Linked DNA regions of Homo sapiens: region 1 is linked to region 2. Evidence: read pairs that join two places in POLR2A ChIA-PET (ENCODE). Cell type or tissue: OCI-LY7. All regions are shown on one strand. Each heading gives the region's core, and the rest is flanking DNA. Links, peaks and the distances in the headings are about the cores only. Region 1 overlaps MIR3681HG (MIR3681 host gene). Region 2 overlaps MIR3681HG (MIR3681 host gene).

Region 1 (7,768 bases), core at 2,575-5,074, 140 kb after region 2:
CATCCTCCCTTCCTGAATTGCAGGCAGTACAAAAGTCACATTCCAAAATGATCACAGGACCAACTGCTCAGAGAAAAGTGATAGGTCAGCATTTCTGCATGGTAGCTGTCACCAAGTGCAATCTATCCTTATGGTATTTATATATTTTCGTTGAGGTATTATTGCATCTAGTAAAATACACAAATCTCTCAGGTCCAAAGCTAGATGGATTTCTTACATCAGTGTGTACGTTTGTAACAACTGTTCAGTCATGATATAGAACATTGTCATCATCCTGGATGGTCCCTCGGGCCCCTTCCTACTCTGTATTCACCCCCTCAAGGTTAGTACTGCTCTGATTTCTGTATTCTGGCTGAGTTTTATAAATTTAGGTTTAAACTATGGTTAACAATTTATAGCAGAATGCATGTGCAGCAACACATAAAAAGAGGAAACATTTTAGAGAAATATAAAAATGTTAGATTTAGTATTTGATGAAGTAAAAAAAAATTTGCAAATAGATGAGCCGCACCCACTAGGAACCCATGAGGCAACAATGACCTAGATGTACAGATAGGAGACCCTTGGTCCAAAGGTACACGGAAGGAAGACATTTTCTAAATTACCTTTTGGGTGTGCACTTGTTATTCATATAATCCCCAAACATCAGAGATGGGAGAGACTGAAGTCAGCACCTAGGTTCATCTCCTTTCTTTATAGAGCGGGAAACCAAGGCCCAGTGGAGCTACGACATTCACACAGGCCTCAGAACATGTTAATATCAGCACTGTGACATTACACTGTCCATCCTTCAACAGTAGGACATGGCTGTCTCTTCTGTTTACTTATCAAAGGATTAAAATAAAACATCAGTAAAAATTGAGAGACTTGGACTGTTATGGGCTGAATTGTTCTCCCCTAAAGTTGATACATTGAAGTCCTAATTCTGAGTACCTCAGAATGTGACTGTTTTTGGAGATGGGGCCTTTAAAGAGGTAATTAAGGGAAAATAAGGTCATGGGGTTGTGCTCATTCAATAGAACCCATGTCGTTACAAGAAGAGGAGTTTGGAATGCAGACATGAATAGAAGGAAGACCATGTGAAGACACAGCAGGAAGACGCCATCTACAAGCTAAGAAGAGAGGCCTTAGAGGAAGCCAGCCCTGCCAACACTTTGATTTCAAACTTCCAGCCTCTAGAACTGTAAGAAAAATACATTTGTGTTGTTTAAGCCACCCAGTCTGTGGTACTTTATTATAGCAACTCCAGAAAACTAATACATGGGCTGACAAAAGTAGCTGGTGTCTATTTGCTTATTCTATGTGTTCAATTATACATTTACTGAGAACCTAATATGTGCCTGTTACTCTGGGAGATGTTGCACTAAGGACTTTAAATATATTAACTCAATTAATCCTGAGCACAGACCTCTGAGGTAGGTATTGCTATACCCATTTTATAGATGAAGAAAGCAAGGCAAGACAAACTGAGAGAATTAGTCAAACTGACACACCAGCAGGTGGTAGAGTCACAGACATGTAAACGTGGGCAGTGTGGCCTGACAGAGTGAGTTGTGGGAGACAGAAGTCAGCAGGAACATGGAAGAGAATAATTCTCCCAGAAAAGGAGTGGAGATTTACGGAAGAGGAACTGAGGCTTGAAAAGTGAACAAGAGAGAATGACCGAAGGCGGTGGTAGTGGTATTTCCGTTTCAAGGCATGCAAAGAGGCGTGAAACAACATGGCAGTTTGGGAGAATTGTAAGTAGTTGTGCATTCGTTCAAAGAGAAGTGTTGAGTGAGAACACAGGGGCCAGATTACTAGGGTCTCGTATGATGAACTACTCTGGATGGAAGTGATCCTCTGGGCACTGGAAGACCCTGAAGAGGGTTAAGAAAGAGTGATCAGATTTGAATTTTATAAAGTGTTCAAGGAAGTGTGGCAGGGACTGCGGTTAGAGGCACACAGCCCATTTTCCAGGATGGCAGTGGTCTTGGCATGAGAAGGGTGAGCCAGGACTGTGGTCAGCATCTCACAGGGGATGAAGAAAAAGGAAAAAGTATCTGATGCTGAGAAAACAGAAAACGCAAGACTCAGTTTGCAGCAGATGAAGGAGAGAACAGGTCCAGAATCATTCCCGGTGTTTTGGATGACTTGACTAGGAGGCTGATGCCAGAGTTAGAGACAAAGTGGGTGCACACTCTGGGATCCTGGGTCCCATCGTGCAGAGGCTGCTGGCTCTCTGTAACCTGAGCTCAGAAGGATGGTCTGGAGGGGAGGCAGGAGAGGCATCAGTGTAGAGATGGGGACCCAAGCCAGGACAGTGAGTGAGAGCCTACAAAATGCAGAGGAAGTACAGCAGAGAGTTGGGGCAAGTTGGGGCAAAAATCTGGGTGGCCAGCAGCATACAAGAGATGTAGAGACAGTGGAGTCTGGAAGAAAAGTCTGGAAGGAATGATCTGATACACAGGAGGAAAACAAGATATGAATAGTCCCACCAAAACCAAGGGAGATGCTGTTTATAGGAAGAAGGTCTCTAACATTAGCTGCTGCAGAGACATGCCAGATGGTGAGGGCTGGACAGGTCTGGGCAGTGGCTCTATTGGAGAAAGTGAGCTGCAAACCAGGTTTCATCCTTAAAAGGAGTGTTTTGTCTTTTGTGATTGACATGATTCTCTGACTGATGTATCTAATTCATGATTTTTTTTTTCACAAATGCACATAGAGCTTTCAGTGTTACCCAGGTGAGCAATGCAGCAGGCAGGCTGCAGGCTCACATGTTGACACTCAGGTTCCACATGAGTACATGAATGTGACACAGCATTTCAGAACAACAAGAAAAAACGTGAACAAAATGAAAGAAAGAACTCCAACTGTCAATTTGATACTCAGAATTTAAAAATTCCCCAAATCTTATTAGAAATCAATAAAACTATGCCTAATTAGATGTAATGCGTCTTTCTTTTGAGAATGTAGGTTCATGGTCTCGTGGAACCAGTTCCTCCTGGTTTAAACAGAGTTATTGAAATGCAGGAAGGATGCTGGATGTCTGTGCTTCTTTTTTCTGAAAGGAACCTCTCAGTCCCTGGGTGACCCTGTGCTAATGAGTCTCCACTGGTGAGTCATCTCCCGGCCTGGACTCAGAGATGCTATCAGTTTCATTGAAGTCCCCACAGTCACCTCGGCTTCTCCAGCCTGCAACAGCTACAGGAAGGCCATTAGCTCAGCCGTGTGCCCTCCCTCCCCACACCACCCCAACTTGTCCCTCCTCTAATGTAATATTTGCAGACATGCCTGGCATTCGTTCCTAAAATGTATTATTCTACACACAAACACCCTTTGATCAGCTTGACAGGAAAACCAGAAGCATCACGTACATATTTGGTTTAGCAAAGCTGTAACGGGAACAGATGTCTCTGCAAAGACTATTTCAGAATGACCCTGAATGTGTCCTCTTTTTTTTTTTTCTGTAGAGAAATTATGGCCACATTTTTAATGATTCTTTCCAACTTGGAACTCTGCTGAGAGGTATCTCATTCATTCTCAGCCAGATTCCTGGCTCCCGGGCTGCAGTCCCGTGCAGGCTATAGGTTACTTGTTTGGAAGCATTTTCAGTGAATGAGGCCAGTCTGTGTTGTCCAGCTGGCAGGAGAGCAGCTGTGGACACATGGGGGAAATTGCACGTTTCTCCCTGTCACTAAGATGAGCCTGAGTGTCTCTCTTTCCTCAGGCAGCCAAGCAAACTTTCTGCTAGACCACACAGGCCCCAGTCACACTTACCCTGGGGCCCAAAGCAAAATTTTTCAGCTGCTGACAGGAAGAGTGTTTTTCTCTCTGGTTCTGTGAAGTCTGGAACCATGTGGCAGATGAAGTGGTTGCCTCAACTGGGTCACTGTTTGCTGGTCATGGGCTTCCACTGTGGAGCCAGCCCAGGGGAGGCCCAAATGGGAGGCAGCAGGGTGGGCTGCCCATGAGAAAAATGAACTGTTGAAAGAGCTGGACCTATTTGATTTGAACATCTGCACCATATCTTCCAGGATATTCTGTCCTGTCTACATTGTTGCCATTGACATGTCTTAGGTTGAATGACGTGATGGTGATAACAGATCATGAGATTTTCCTGTGTTATTTTTATGTTATGAGTGGTTTATTGAAGTGCAGTTAATATCCTCACTTGCTCTACCCTCCTTCTCTTGAAAGAGGTGATGATCCTATCTCTGCCCTCAAACTTTCTAGGTGAGGACTCGAGGGGTTGTGTGAAATTCTGGAGACTGTGCATTTGGTGGAAAGAGTATGGAATTTGAAACTGTGTAGTTGTGGTTTCCAAGGGTGGCTTTATCTCTTACTAGTTGTACAGACTTAGGCAAGTCACTGAAATTTACTGAGCACCAGTTTCCTCATCTGGGAAATGGAGATAACTGTCTACCTGAGAGATGAAGTATTCAACAGCTTGGCATCATGCCTGGGGCTTGGTAGATAATTCCTTCCCATCAGGCCCACCCCAGAGTTATGGGGTAGAGTCAAAGAGATGGACCCGAACTCCCTCCCTGTGTGGAGGAGCTGCTGTCCTCCAGGGGCGGTCAGTCAACAGGGACTGGCTTTCAATCCAATTCAGTCTAGCAGTGGAAGCTGGACTTGTAAGATAACAGCAATTAACATGAAGGCACCTACTATGTGCTGTGTTCAGACCTGACACACATTAACTCATTCAACGTTCACAGTAATCCTGCGAAGCAGGTCCTCTTATTATCCTTGTTTTACATGTAGAGGAACAGAATCTCAGAGCCGTAACAACTGGCTCAAGTCCACATGATCAGTAAGCAGAAGGGCTCAGCATCCAACTCAGACAGGCTGCCTCCAGAGACCAAGCTCATAACTACAATACTAACTGTCTCTGCTAAAATAATCTCTAAAACAATCTCAGACTTCAATTATCATTGCAGAATGCATTACATTCCAGGGTGATCACCTGCTACACATAACAGATCTTGACCCTTCACCCAACTGTTCAGGACATGTAGTAGGTCCTGCCCTCTGACCTCTCTTTCCAGCATGTACCCAGGGAATATATGCCTTGTTGCTGAAGCTGCAGGATGAAGGCGGTCCCACACTTCAATTTGGCTAGAAGACAGTTCTAAAAAATGAGGGAATGGCATAGCTTGGATTCACAAGTGTTTTTTTTTTTCTTCTTCTTTTTAATGCTATGCAGTTTTCCTCTCCAAATCTTGCACCAAGAGCTGTAATTATAAGATGATCATCATCATCCAAAAAAAAAAAAAAAAAAAAAAGAATAGAAGGTACTACACCTACAAACATTTAATTGTCCATGTAAATTAAGAGTTGTGAAATGACTTCAATGACTTCTACCTCTGCCTGGTGCACATTTCCCTACGTATATTTTCAAGAGAGAAGTTGAATGCCCTCCATAGAGAAATTCTCCTCTAATTTTATGAGCTAAAGGGGGAATTAGGGTGTGTTTTTCTCAGAAGCGATTTGGCTTTCTGCCTCCACCTTCTGCCAGACCCCAATTTCTGAACTTAGCCATGCCCCAGTTCTGATAGTTTGAGGAATGTGACTGTATGTGTGTGCAAATGTGTGTGTGTCTGTGTGGTTTAAAAAGTAATGATGGGATTCAATATAGAGCTCTTCTAGGTGTGGCATGGCTTTGACCTTGAATCCCACCTGGCCCTAGTGAACGGGCCTCTCCCTTGATTTGGTTATCTCATACCCTGGATTTGGTTCTGTGGCATGTCCAGTCCTAACCTCAGAGGCTTTGCTTTTTTACCCTTTAACATGTAGGAGGAAAGGAGTGTGTCACACTCTTTCAACTGAAAGATTAGTGCACTCACAGACCAAACACAGATTCACAGTCCCTTTATTCATAGTTTTAAAATCCAAAAAGCTCTGAAAACTAAAAGCTTTCTTGTAACTCATACCTGACCTGAACATATTTGGCAGGAAAACCTGATGTGAACTTCAGCTGTTTATGGTCCTTATTCCTTCTGGTTGGTATAGTATTCATATATTTTGCTGCATGAATATTAATTTATTTGATTATATGGGCTGCTCTCCCAGCCCCTGTGAGCCTGTTACATAATATATTGCATACACACCATATTACTTTTTTTAAATCTAAAAATATTCTGGATTTCATAATACATCTGGCCGCAAGTATTTTGGATAAGGGATGAAGGACCTGTGATCTCATTTAATCCTTGCCAACTGTCTTGTGAAATAGCCATTATATCCATAGTAAGATAAGAAAACTGATATTAGGAAGACTGGTTAATTTGTCCAGGGTCACAGAACGATTATGAGGAAGATTCAGGATTAAATATGTGCTTTTCAGATTTCAAAATGCATACCTTGCCCACCCTCTACATGGTTGGTCTTCCTAGCTTTTTTAGGCAGGTAAGCCCTGGGCGTGAATAAGAAGGCAAGATGGAAACAGGACCATGAGCAAGAACATGGGCCTGCCTTAGAACCTTGCTGCTCAGAGAGGGGTCCATGGACCAACAGAGTTGTCTGAGAGCATTTTGTTAAAAACACAGAATCTTGGGGCACATTCAGGACCTACTGAAACAGAATGTGCATTTTATCCAACATCCCCCGCTTCCAGGATTTCATTTGCACATTCAAATGTGAGGAGTCTTTGGCTAGATGTTTGGAGGAAGAAGAGAACCCATGCATGTTATTCTAAAAAGGGCTCCAAATGCCAGAGTTGTCATCTTTTGTCAGGATCATGCTAGAGGGCAGAGACTCTGCTGGAAGCAAATTTGGAGGGAGTGGAAGGTAATGGTTCCCAGTCCAGCAATGGTTACCAAAGAGAGCTATGTGCCCATGAAGAGAACATCATTGTACATTCGATCTGAGAGAATAACCCATTGCCTCAACTACTGATTTCCCAAACTAGTGTTATTTTTCTGTTTATCAAAGCACATCCTATAAATGTACATTTATCTTTGGGAAAACTCTGGTAACTGTCCTACTAAAAAATGTATCAAATCAATCAAAATCATAGTGATTAATTATGCGTTCATTAATGGTATGGCCCCAGAGTAGGGTTTCTCCAGTTTCACCATTGGCATTATGGACTGGATAAGTCTTGATTGTGGGGGCTGTCCTGTGTAACGTGGGATGTTTAGCAGCATCGGTAGCCTCTACCTTCTAAATGCCAGTAGCAACCCCCACTCCCAGCCATGAAAATAAGAAATGTTTCCAGCCATTGCCAAATGTCACTGGAGAGGAGGAGGGGGTTGGAGGAAGGAGGATATCACTCTCAGTTGAGAACCACTGCTCTAGAACTTTTTTGAATTCACTCTTTTCTACCTGGTAGTTCCTAAAGCTCAAGACGTGACTTCCTGATCATCGTCCAAGTAATCAACACTTAGCTGTTATTAAGCGGGATTCTTCAGACAGAAGGTTTTTGCATGAATGGACAATAGACAATACACAATACACATATCTGGTATGGTGATTGGATTGAGGACAGTGCCTTTGAGAAGAATCCTTGTCACGTGGATATCAATTCTCTTAGCCAACTGTATTCGGGAGTTGTTTATGAGCTGTGAAACTCAATCTGCTTGCTTTGGAGTTCTTGCCTATTTGGATGTGCAGAGTTATTTTTTAATGATAAATTTTACGTTTGTTGAAATGTATGAGGCATGAAGCTGGGGCTGAAAGTCAGGCTCCTGGAATACAACTCCCAATGAAAAGCAGGAGGCAAGGCTGCCCACACTTTACAGGATGCAGAGGAGGCAGCCTGAACATCCAGTGATGGGACACAGCT
Region 2 (7,768 bases), core at 2,334-4,833:
CTTCTCCACATCCTTGCCAATGGTTATTTTATGTATGTGTCTGTGTGTGTGTGTGCGTTTTCTGATAGTGACCATTCACATGAGTGCAAGGTGATATCTCATTGTGGTTTTTATTTGCATTTTTATCTGCTCATTCTTACAGCAAACATTCACTGCCAGCACACAGGTGCCAAGACCTGGGACACGCACTAGTGCCCAGAGGGGCCCTGCTGTCATCGCCCTCAGAGTGGGGTGGGGGTACTGATAACCAAATGCAAGCTGGCATTACCCCTCCTGGCAGGCAGTGAGGGGTAGCCTGCACGTGGCACTGTGGGGACCCTGGGGTGGTGTGATGCTGGCTTGCTTGGTCATCTCCAGGACTTCCTAGTAGGCTAGAGACAGTGAGTTCCAAACACTTAGGAAAAAATTATAGAATAACACTTAACAAAAAATTATAGAATAACACATAACAGTGAGAAATTTCTACTCGTTTACTTATTGTTCTCCCTGCAAGCTGGGAAAAGACAAGCATTCTTTGATTTTGCTGTTAGAACGTGGGGTTCCTTGGAACAAGTTCCAAGCACCACAGGCTTAAATGAAACATGTATTTCCACAGAGATGAAAGAAAAGGGAGGGTAAGATATCTCCTATGCAATTGCTTTGTATGCAGCCCAGGCTGTGAGGAGGAACAGTTTAGGCAACAGCAACACCACCCCCTGGCATTTGCAGAGGGCATTTAACTCTTCAAAGCACTGCCTCATAACCAAAGGAGGTGGCGTCCATGCGGAGAAAAGGTTATCACTTTTTTTTTTCTTGGCCTATAATTACTCATGTGCTTCATGCACCTGGTGGAAATTATATTTAACAGTACATGCAAATGCTTATTTCCTGAATGAATTTACATTTTCTTAGCTACTTTCTACTGTTCCCTTAATGTGGGCTTTATTAACCAGTTTTTATGCATTTTTGTTGATGTTAGCTTCTTGGCTAGTAACATTCTCATTTGGAGCTATCTTGGAGGTAGGACATAAAATGTATATGTGTTTATAAGTATAACATTCTTGAAAAATCAGTTATTAAAAAACAAAACAAAAAAGATTTTATAGCCAGAGTAGTGGAAGTCTAAGCTTCCACTACTTTCTTTTTAATGTCATTGGTTGATAGGTATTATACAAGTAATTGCTACCTTTAAAAAATTGATGAGGTTTAGTGTTTACTCCTGCTGAGTGAATTTTTTTCAGGATACCAAGCATTCTTTCTGTACTCTGAGTCATAGGTCAAAAAGTGGCTCTTAGATTCATGTATTTACTCTTTCTGAAAGCTTCTGCCTCCATTGTGGCATTGTAAAAGTGTCCTGGCTTTTTTAGGGGGAAAGGGAATGGGTGTGATGCTTTCTTTCTGGAAGCTTCTGCCTCCATTGTGGCATTGTAAAAGTGTCCTCGTTTTTTTAGGGGGAAAGGGAATGGGGTGTGATGCCTTATAGGTGAAAAGATTTCTCTTATTCCGTCAAGACACAGGAGGTCTCAGAATGGTGCGAGTTTTGGCAGCCTGACTGGTTTCTTCAGGCCATGGGAGGAAGATAGAGCAGCAATGTTCAGGGACCTGATGTGCTCAGAGAGGCTCCCAGAGCACTGCGTCCACTGCAGGATCTTTTTGGTTTTTGATTCATTCAAGAAATATGAATTTATTATCTCTATTACGGGTTGACTTCTGTCCCAACAAAAGTATGCTGGAGTCCTAGCCCCAGGTGCCTGTGAATGTGACCTGATTTAGAAATTGGGTCTTTGCAAGTATAATGAAATTAAGATGATGTCATATGAAATCAGGATGAGCCCTAATTCCATATGACCGCTGCCCCTCTAAGAAGAAGAGGAAAGACATAAACCCAGACTCAGAGAGGACATCACGTGAAGATGGAGGGAGAGGTGGGAGTGACGTGTCCATGAGCTAAGGAGCATCAGGGACTTGTGGTAAATCCCCAGAAGCCAGGAGAGAGGCAGGACGTGGATTCTCCCTCAAAGCCCGCAGTAGTAACCAAGCCTAAGACACCTGGGTTTTAGGCTTCTAACTTCCAGGACTGAGAGAGAATAAATGTCTGCTGTGTATTGCCATCAGGTCTATGGTGATTTGCTATGGTAGCCCCAGGAAACTCAGACAATGTCCAATATCCCAGATGCCACTTGGCACTGAGAAGCGTTAGGTAAAGGGGACAGTGTCTTTGCCCTGAAGAGGTAACACCAATGGAGGAACACACCCATGGAATGGGGGCAGTGGGTCCCATGTGGAGGATGGTAGGCTTTGGAGTCAGACCGAAGCAACTTCCAGTTGGGAGCTGATTTTCTTAAACTTTTTGGAGTTTGGGGTTTTTCCTTTTTACAGTGCAGGGCACCAGTGTCCTTCTCATGGGATTCCTGGTGGAAGGGTGAACACAGGTGTGGAGCTGAATGAGTTTGACCAGGGCCCAGCCTGCCGAAGGCCCCCAGCTAACACTTGCTATGGAAGGCCTGGACACACCGTCCTCACTCAGGTCATCCATTTAGAGTCAGTCTCTGCTCTTTCAAATTCACTTTGGTAGTTTTTGTCCTTGCATGGTGTTTATTTAAGGAACCATTCGGTTGGTTGAAACCTCACAGCATTTAGGTTTTGGCTCAATGCATTGGAACAATCTAGAAGGTATTTATAGCTAAAAACGTTTGTGCACCCCAAACCACATTATTTTACATCTCCTAACACTTGAACGAGCTCTGGTTTGGTTTGGATCTTTAAACCTTCTTGTGGTGTGGAGGAGAGTGAATTTTCCAACATCCCTCTCTCATCTCTGTAAATATCTTGGTCCCACCCCATCCAGTCGTCCCAAGCTGCGGTCTTCATCAGGTGACGCACAGGCAGCCCGATTATAATAACGTGGGCAGATGCTGTGTGAGGAGCCTTGATGGCCATTATTGGCAGATATTGGGCAAGACACTTTAATAGCTCACAACCTGCCTTTGTCTGGACTCACTTCAAGTCCTTTAACAGACACCTTCTATGGACAAAAATTGGTTTTCATTTTTGGGTCTTGGCAAGACAGAAACACAGAAAAACACATTTCTTCTGTTTCTTCTATACACCTGTGTAGGAACAAGCCAGGATTTATGAAGTTTGTCCTTTTTGAAAAACTCATTTTATTCCTAGCCAATATCATGACCTTAATGTGCATTCCAGCAATATCTCCAAAGGCAGCAGAGGGAGTGGGCCACGGAGGCATCAGTGCTGCCTCGTCGGGGACTGAAATCAGGCCGGAGCAGACAGTGGAGAAGGAAATATTTGGAGAAATAAGAACTGTGTTTTTATTCTTTTGTTGCCAGAAAGCCAAAACCGAAGCTGGAATTTTGTGGTTCCAGCACTTTTTGTGCCTCCCAGTCATTTTTCACAGATGGTTCTGGTTTAAGGAGAAGGCACTTTATCCACCAGAGGGAACGAGGCCCAGCGAATGTGCCCAAGCTGCCCATTCTCGTGCCTTGGTTTACTCTGCAGCTGGAGAAGATGAGAGCTCAGAGAAGATGGCTCAAAAGCCACCAATTAGGATGCAAAAAGGGAGCGATAAAATTACTCTGCAACAATGAAACTTGAACTTTCCTTTACATGATGTCACCTTGGGAGCACCAACTGCAGAGTCAGTCACGTGCTTCCTGGAGCCCACCTCCTACAAAGCTGAAGCTCACGTTTGGGCAGTTCTCAGTTTGCTTCTTTCTTTTCATTTGCTTCTGAGCAGCTTGGTGCCTTGCCATGCATCAAGACTTTAAGATAAAAGGGGCATAGCAAAGGTGGAGGTGGCATCACCTCTTCTCTTCACTGCTGAGTGGGTGAAGCCTTTCCTGACCACGTGTCTCTTCAGCAGCCCCTTGTCACACCCAGTCTTTGGCCCCTTCTCACCCCTCATCACCTCTCCTTGAAATCTCCCACCTTCCTACCAAGTGAGGTGGCTGGGTGTGTCAGGAAAGCTGGGCTGCCCCTCGTACATCATTGCAGCTCCCCTTTCCCCACCAACCCAGCACTGTGGAAGGAAGCCCACGTCTTTCTCAGCATACTCCTCTGCGACGCCTGGGCCATTTTCTTTGTCTTGTGTATACTGACTTGTTGGCTTTATTAGCAAGTTTCTCCTCCCTTTTCAGCATCCAGCACAGTTGTCCCCTCCTCTAGGAGGGCCTTTTCTTTCATTCCTCATAGGGTTGACACCATTTCTTTATGACAGCTCTTAACACTTTTAGGTTCTAGTTATTCACTAAAGTTTGGACTGTGGATTTCACTCCAGGGAAAGCATGCTACTTAGTGCTGCATTCTCAATGGCTAGTCATATGTGGTGCATAAAAAGGAGTCAATAGCTGGTTCTTACAGCCTTATAGATAAACTTACAGATTAGAGACTTTCCTCTGACATATCCAATTATCTATGTGGCTTTAACTTTCAGGCATGTGTCACCTGACCTAGTGCAGCATATCTCATTGAGTTTAAAATTGAGAAAAAATGGCATAGGTTCCACTTATACAGTGATTTGCAATTCACATACTTTCATGAAAGCTTTGATTTGGGGCCTTATCCATGGGAAACAGGAAGGGCATACACTCAATCCAGGAAATGAATATTGTCATCCCCATTTTACAGATGAGAAAACTGAGACTCACAGCAGTTTGTTGATTTATTCCTAGTTACAAAGAGAGTAAATTCAGAGCTGGGTCTTGTACCCGGGCCATCTGAATCCCAGCTCAAAATTTTTTAACAACATTGTATTGTTGTTGTTACAAAAGCATAACAATCATTTTGTGGGTTTTATAAAATAAAAGAAAACCACAACCCTCCATGATAACAACCATAACAAAGCCCTTGAACACTTCGGGGCAGATGCTATCTATATTTACGGGTGTAGCGTGTGCTGAAATGCCACTGGTGTGTGAGCAATACCCAAAGCCCGGGCACACAGGACCGGCTGTGTTGGGCAAACATCGTCACAGCTCATCGAACTCAAAGATTTGCAAACATAAAACATTTTCCAAGACTTGTCTCCACGAATGAGTGAGCCAAGCCCCTGGGGTGTGGCTATGTTACTCCATCAAAACAAACCCCAAAGCAGACCTTGGTGGGGTTTCAGGTCTTCTATTTGGGAATAAAGGTATGATTCATAATTATTTGGTCCAGGTGTGCAAGTGCAGGCCAGACCTTCCTTCAGAGCCAAGCTGGGCTGATGGACTCTAGCATTCCTCTTCTACAGGCCCTTATAGTGCCATTTCCAGGTTCGCTTTGGGCAGAGATGCAGGGGAGGCTATAAAAGCCAAATTCGCCATTCAGATGGTCTGTGGTTTATTAAGTGGGTTTAGATGACGTCTCAATACTTATGGGTGAGATCTTTTGGATCCTTAGGTTACCCCAGGTACTTAGGTCAAAGGCGATCTTGGCCCTCTGTGGGTCCTTTAAAATAAGGCTCAGGGAGGGTCACTCTATGTCTAATTGAGCCAGTGAACCCAAAGCAACATGTTTGCGTTGGAGAAACTCATCAGCAGCACCTGTACCTGGTCCCTACTCATGTCTGGGCTGCCCAGTTCTCCTCTCCCCTTTCCCCAGCTCAGGCCCTATCAGTTTCCTCCTTCCTTCTTGAACCATGTCATGTGACTTCTCCTTGAACAAACCCCAATGGCTGGCCCAGCTCCCTGACTCTACCCTGCCTCTTAAAATATCAGCTGAGCTGAATGATCTAAGCACAGCCCCAGACTCAATTTATCCTGGTCATACCTGAGAGCCATAACCTTGCCCCAAACCCTCTCCACGTAGGGAGACAGCAGAACATGGAGGGCAGAGTCCCATCCTGGGGACAGATAGCCTGGGATGAGAGCCCTGGTTCTGCTCAGGGTGATGTGTGTGGTTTTCGTCACACCATTACAAACCTTGGCTTTGTTTCTGCATCTGTAGATGTGAGGCTGTGCAAATAGCAGGGCACATCAGGGGTCTGTTTCTGTTCCTGGCTACCTGTCCCTGAGCCACACCCTTTCCCTTCCCTATGCCTCAGTTTACTCCTTCATGAAATGCAGCTTATAGTACCTAACCCAGGGGTTAAAATATATACCATTTTAAAATGTAACTATCAGTATTGACCAATCATTGTCCTGATTTTTTTATAGTGTACTTTTCTAATCATATGTTTTAAAGCCAAGAGAACTGGTTGAATGAATGTTTATTTTCCTGAAGGTATTTTTAAGATAAAGCTTCCTAATGGCCTATAAACGTTTCATATATGTGTAGTTTGATACATATTGTCACATTTGAAAATCATGTGAGTTGAAACTGGTTTTATACAAAATATAAAATAGTGGAAATTTTATAATTACAATCATGTAATTAAAAGTATTAACTAAAATATGTATGTATGTGTCTATATATATACCATTTACGTATATATATATACCATTTACAAGATCATAGATTTGGTAGGGATTGAATGAGATGATGGATAGGAAGCACTTTTTGTAATATCTGTGTTTTAGTCTGTTTGGGCTGCTGTGACAAAGTACCATAGACTGGGCAGCTTATAAAGAACAGAAACTTATTTCTCAGAGTTCTGCAGGCTGGAAGTCCAAGATCAGGGTGCCAGCAGGGTCAGGTTCTGGTGAGTGTCCTCTTCCAGCCTGCAGACAGCTGTCTTCTCATGATGTCCTCACATGGTGGAGAGAGGGCGGGACAGCCCTCTGGGGTCCCTTTAACAAGGGTACCAATCCTATTCATGAGGATCCCACTCTCATGACCTAATGGCCCCCAGGTATCCTGCCTCTTAATACCACCATCTTGGGGTTAGGATTTCAGCATATTAATTTGGGGAGGACATAAACACTCAGTCCATTGCATATCTGTTTCATAGTAAGGACTCAGTAAATGCCAGTTATTTTTATTCTCATTATTAGGGAGGGCTAGGGCCTGCCTGGGAGAACCAGAGGTGGGTGGTCAGCTTCGTCATGACAGAAGCAGGAGCCACCAGGGCCTGTAAAAGGAGAAGGGTCCAGGTCAGGTGGGTGGAAGGCTGCAGGGGTGAGTCAGGAGAGGGTGTCACCTGCAGTGGTCGGATCAGAGGCAGCAGGGCTCTCATCCCCGGCTGCTTGTTGAGGATGGAGGGGCAGGAAGTCCTAGGTGGAAGGATGGAATTCTGGGAGCAGTGTAGTTGGGTGGGGGGCTGAGGGCAGGAATCGAAGCCAAGGATGGGTCTGGATCTGAGAAACCACAGGCAGGGAGATCAGGGCCTAGCAAACTTTGAGGACACCTTTGGTGTGCCAGGTACTGTAGGGTGTGAGGCACAGAGGAGAGGAAGAGGAGGGCTCCACTCACCTGGGAGGACTCCAAAGCCAAGTGCAAGTGGCCTAAGGGGTCAGCCCGAGTCTGAATATTAGGAAACAGAGATCCCTGATGTGTTTTTGACTAAAAAAATCATTTTATGGTTTTTCTCATTAAAAATAGTAAGCACAAAGTATTTCACAGGCACACGTAGGAGGGGCTATATATAAATGTATGCTATGATGACAAAAGAGTTTGGATTCAAAGGACCAGAATTCAATGATGTTACTCTTTGTGCAGACTTGGGGCTCTGTTTCCTTATCTAGTAAAAGGGGATAATGATAAGGTCATTGATTTGTCTGGTCATTTTGACCATTACATGAGACAGAGAAGGTGAAAGTGTTTTGCACACTATGCCACCCAAATGCTAACTGTCATACTTGAAGATCTATTTTTCCTTCTGAGAGATAAATCATACATGTTTTTAATCTCTGCC

The links. ChIA-PET counts read pairs that join two places held together with the same protein. Peaks named below come from ENCODE experiments on the same cell type or tissue, not always from the same donor. Only the 100,000 strongest peaks of a DNase experiment are listed, where the experiment ranks them.
Region 1: POLR2A ChIA-PET joins it to region 2 with 8 read pairs; 1 of 35 experiments calls an interaction of 5 or more read pairs at or near these places.

Annotation. Positions count from the first base shown.
Region 1 is chr2:12,174,070-12,181,837 of GRCh38, forward strand. The region is part of intron 3 of MIR3681HG (MIR3681 host gene); the gene reads left to right. Among named protein-coding and RNA genes, the nearest start is that of MIR3681, 21 kb to the right of the region's middle. In OCI-LY7, for the core only: no CTCF peak of the experiment used is centred there; a DNase peak (open chromatin) is centred at 3,742.
Region 2 is chr2:12,031,879-12,039,646 of GRCh38, forward strand. The region is part of intron 2 of MIR3681HG (MIR3681 host gene); the gene reads left to right. Among named protein-coding and RNA genes, the nearest start is that of MIR3681HG, 29 kb to the left of the region's middle. RefSeq lists an enhancer at 2,737-2,786. In OCI-LY7, for the core only: no CTCF peak of the experiment used is centred there; DNase peaks (open chromatin) are centred at 2,623 and 3,653; H3K4me3 peaks cover 771 bases; H3K27ac peaks cover 2,030 bases.